Linked DNA regions of Homo sapiens: region 1 is linked to region 2. Evidence: read pairs that join two places in POLR2A ChIA-PET (ENCODE). Cell type or tissue: OCI-LY7. All regions are shown on one strand.

What was found. Peaks named below come from ENCODE experiments on the same cell type or tissue, not always from the same donor. Only the 100,000 strongest peaks of a DNase experiment are listed, where the experiment ranks them.
Region 1: POLR2A ChIA-PET joins it to region 2 with 5 read pairs; 6 of 35 experiments call an interaction of 5 or more read pairs at or near these places.

Annotation. Positions count from the first base shown.
Region 1 is chr3:107,727,594-107,730,093 of GRCh38, forward strand. It overlaps BBX (BBX high mobility group box domain containing), which reads left to right. Exons shown (of 18, transcript NM_001142568.3): 6 at 1,172-1,367. Among named protein-coding and RNA genes, the nearest start is that of LINC00635, 150 kb to the right of the region's middle. In OCI-LY7, no CTCF peak of the experiment used is centred here; no DNase peak of the experiment used is centred here.
Region 2 is chr3:107,674,004-107,676,503 of GRCh38, forward strand. All of the region lies in intron 3 of BBX (BBX high mobility group box domain containing), which reads left to right. Among named protein-coding and RNA genes, the nearest start is that of BBX, 150 kb to the left of the region's middle. In OCI-LY7, no CTCF peak of the experiment used is centred here; a DNase peak (open chromatin) is centred at 1,358; H3K4me3 peaks cover 1,252 bases; H3K27ac peaks cover 1,628 bases.

The sequences.
Region 1 (2,500 bases), 54 kb after region 2:
CTTTGAGTTAAGATAATGTGAAATAATTCTACACCATTGTCAATTAACATTGCATAATTATCTATATTACAGTTTTCATTTATATGATTTAAAGGGAAATGATAGAAAAAAAGTATATCCTTGGTATAAGGAAAGTATATAGCAAGGATAAAGGACCTTTTTCAAACTATTGGGTAAAATTAAAAGCTGTTTGGAAGTTATAGTTAGTTCATGTCACACATTAAGTTACCATTTTAAAAGGCAAGCTTATGGGATTGAATGAATATTAATTTAATAAAATGTCTAGCAATAATAAAAATTGAAGAATATGTGGAAAATACATTCTTAACAGATAACTTTTGGAAATATGTAACGAATAGCAATAAATGTATTTTGTTTCACGTTATTGTCATGCAAGAGATAAGAGGTAGCAGAATTGAGAGAAACGGTAACAGGAGCAAGCCACAGAAAAATGAAGGAGAAAGATGTTGTCAGTGAAGGTTGAAACCTCCAAGTAAGACAAAATTTGTGATGGATTATTGCAACATCACATATCAGTGCTCTTAGAGCTTATTTATCCATTCAGTTATGTATGCTCATTACAGACCCCTGGCATGGTGGCAAGTGTGGTTACACTTTATAAGTAGAGGAATTGAGGCTGAGAAAGGTTTAACAACTTGCTTAATGTCTACAGCTAGCTAAAGATATGAGTGATGTGCTATGCACCACTGCTTCCAATAACCCTAGGCACTGGTGGTATTATTCTCAGTTTATGGAATCTAAGGTTGAGGCCCAGAGAAGCTACCTTCTCTTGGTTACTGTAGCCCTAAGTGGAAGTTTGAGGGTTTGAACCTGCTTCTGTCTCCAGAGCCCTAGGCTCATTCCATTATAAACAACTCCCTTTCCCCACCGAGGTCAGAAAGCTTTTTGGATACTATTTTTTAAAGTTGAGGATTAAATAACACAAAGTATACAGCTTCTGAATCCTTATCCCACAAATGGATTAGATAACTCCATGTCCTATCTCTAGAACCCTATGCTGAGATTGTCATTCTTCTACAAGGAGAGCCACAGAAGTCACTGAAATTGTTTTTCTCACTTGGTATCTAAATAGGGGAATGGGGTGACAGCCTTTAGAACTTTTTCAATCTATTTGTTAATTAAAATCTGCTGTCTGTCGTTTTATTTATAGTATAAGGATGCATTTATGAAAGCAAATCCTGGCTACAAATGGTGTCCTACCACAAACAAGCCTGTGAAATCCCCAACACCCACTGTCAATCCACGAAAGAAACTTTGGGCCTTCCCATCTGACTCTTCAAGAGACTTGCCAAGCCCCAAGAAAGCAAAGACTGAAGAAATGCCTCAGCTTAACTTTGGAATGGCTGGTGAGTTGAGACACTATTTCCACCTATTCTTTAAGGACAGGGCAATACATTTCGGCAGCATTTTAAACAATACTGAGGGCGGGGGGACAAAATTTATAACCAATATTAAGCAGTGGCAAAGATATAGCATATTTTCAAGCATTGGATCATGATATATATAGAATACAGGTAATTTAAAAAAGGATATATGGCCTCAGTGGTAGTGTCATTATAAATATATGTGAATTCCTGACATTGACAGTATGGAAAAGTAGACAGCAACATGGAGATTGTCAGAAGCTTAGGAAATTTTATGTTCACAAAATAGCTTACACACACACATACACACTAGTAAGCCATCCCAGGATGCACCTTAGTTATCATGCTACTTAAACAGCTACAGTCATGTAGATCATCTGGGTGTTGGAAACATTGAGGGCAAGAATATGAACAAGTACATCACAAATCTGAGATTGGACCTGATAGCTGTGTCTTAGAGAGAATTCCCATCCTGTCTGTCTCCTCTCATGTCCATTCTTGTATGGGACAGACAAATTTAAAATTCCAGATGGTGCCATTTGTTATGGGACCTTTAGTACTCTTTGGGTGGTAAGGTATGCTAAATCATTTATTACCATGAAATAAAGTACTTATATTCACCCTACAAGTGGGCTCTGTCTTTCTTAGCTATTACAGTGCAGTAATCAAAAGATGAGTTTGCCAGATGAAATTAGCAGATTGAGCAGGAGAAAGGCAGTGAAGTTGCAATTGAGCTACAGGGTTCCTATTTTGGTATTAGAAGCAAATTTTCTTCCAAAGCAGAGTATTGAACTATTTGCATATGGAAAGGTTGGGAAAAGAGGTTGAGTGATACTGTGATAACACTTTTTTTTTGAATAACCAATAAATTTAACGAGACTTTATGATTCAGTGTGTGATTCATACCATGTAAAGTATGTGGCAGTATTCTATATAATCTACAAAAAATATTATTTTAATCAGTCCTGTATGGTGGCATGTGCCTATAGTCCTGGCTACTTGGGAGGCTGAGATGGGAGGATCACTTGAGTCCAGGAGTTCGAGGCTGCAGTGAGCTGTGACCTCACGACTGCACTCCATCCTGGGCGACAGAGCAACACCCTGCCTCTAAAAAA
Region 2 (2,500 bases):
AATTAATCACTCTCTTTAGAAAAAAAATGCATTCAAACATATATGATAGAATTTGACGCAAACCATTAATAACACTTGTGATGATACATTTTTCAAGGGAAAAGAACGTGTCAGTAAATCATCTGTAGTCCCTTAAAAATTGGAAATACATGTCAGAGGAGCCTGAAAATTAGGCATTCACATGTAAATATCTTTGGAAATTCTGACTATGTAACTAATACCAAAAACTGCCTTTTGATTCTTCTTGATTCTTTTAGTAAGTACCGTAACGCCTTCGAGCCAGAAAGGTGTGTCTGAAAGTTCTAACACACACATTGTAGGATTCCTAAGTCATTGTCTCACTACCCTTCTAATTTTTCACAGATTATTCCAGGCGTTTAGTAGTAACATAAAAAGACCTCCTTTGTACTGATTTTAAACTTTTATATCACCTTGGAAGTTTTAGACTAGAAACCCTTGCGCTAGTAATGACTTTGGGACTCTGGACATTTAGCTGGATGACTGATCCCAGTGTATTGTTGCCAAGTGAAGGGAAGACATTGAGGCGTGCGATGCGTAGAATTGCTTTGACTCACTTCTTTCCCCTGGCAGCGGTTGCAGCCTGGCGGCAGCAGTACCAAATCTGTGTACTTGCATGTTTGAAAGCTGCTTTTCTTAGGCTCCCACAGCAGTTTGTATAGAAGAGGAGCCAAAGTAAGACATCTAAAGAGACTTTCTCAAAAGCAATTCACATGTGATCTTACAAAGAACTCCTTTTAGATTTGGTCCTATCACTACACTCCTCAGACTTCTGTTAAAGCCTTTGCTAAGAGGTAGTGTTAGGGCAAGGCCTGGTAAGTTCTATTGTGTTGAATTTGTTGCAGAGTGTTTTTAAGAAGTAACAGGCTTAGAGTAATTTAGAATGTAGGGGCCAGCCATCTCCAGACACGAAAGAGGGAACCTGAGATTGACAGGTTAGATGATTTAGCTAAGGCATGCTCCTGCTTACAGAGTCCAAGTTTTCAGACTTCCATTTATGTGTGCATTTATTATGTCAGAATATGGTTTATGAATTGTAAGAAATAAGTTGCAGAAGAAAGAAAGGACATTTTAACTATACCATAAATGGTGTCAACTGCCATTAATCTGATAGGAAGATCCAGATTAAAGTTTCAGACCCTGGAGACTGGAAAGGGTTCAGAGCTGAAAGAATGTATAGTGTATCTGTCCTTACTCTGTGATATGATGAGAGGCAAAAGATGGCAGTTTTGACGGAAATCAGAGCTTTTCTTCTCAGATACTGAGGGTTAGTTTGTGAACTTCTGTTTTTTGGCCATCATGTTTTGAGCACCTGCGGAGGAAATCGTGCTCCCTCAGCCTCAGCTAGTTTAAGGACTGTGCTGATGGGAAGCAGAAGCAGCTCCTTGTGCCCTCTTAGTAAACAACACAGATTCTCACTTCAATAACTGATGAGTCTGTTCTGTTGTCTCTCAGTCCCCTTGTCAAAACCACTGATCTGGATTGCTCTACAGAAGCTGCTTTGCCCCTCTCTTCTCATGATCATGGAGGAGCTCAGTTTTAATACCGTCGTTTGTGTCTGATACACTTAGGCAGCAGTTCCCTCATGGACCTTTTAGATCAAAAATGAAACTATAGTACCTTAAGAAGCTTTTAAAGGAGACATTCTGTTACTATTTGGGGAAGAATAAAAAGGCAGTATGATATAGCGGAAAGAGTTCTGATTTTGTGGTCAAGAGACCCAGAGCTTAACTCTGCCACTAATTGGTTTGGTGAACTTGAGCTAACCTTTAACTCCTGTGGGTCTTTTTATTGTCATCTGTGAATTGGGGGACAAGATGATCTCCAGGGGCTGGATTTGCAGTCCCTATCAAGTCTATATTGAAGGGTTTCATTTTTAGAAGAGTAGCTCTTTAAACTATCCTATAAATTAAATATGACACCAGAAATAGCAGTGACAAATGGAGAATTTTCCTAGGGAAGCCAGTTATGATAGGCTACAGAAAACTTTTTAAAATAAAAACTTTTTATTATCACACAGTAGGAATGCCCTCCAAATAAATTGATAATTTCTGTTTTACAATGTGGGAATCTGAAAATATCTAGAAAATTAGAAGCTTTTAAAAAAAATTATAGAATCTGCTTCCAAAGATCAAAAGAAAACAAAACAATGAGTCTATAACTAAGGTAATTTAGATAGATGTGGATTTCATCTGATTAAGTTTAATTATAAATTGTATCTGAATTATCATAGACTAATACTATAAATAAACATTTGGTTGGATATCAGTCTTCCATTTTGCCTTATGTATTTATGCTACATTAATTGGTTTCATTAATACCATTTAATTGATCATAACTTGTGTTACTGCCACCCTGATGGTAAAAGGAGCCTTTACAGCTGTGTACATGTAGGGACATGGTACCACTTTCACAGCTTTGCTGGAAACACTATACTGATTTCTAAATATCAGACATAGCTTATTTAGAACAAGTGAGTTTG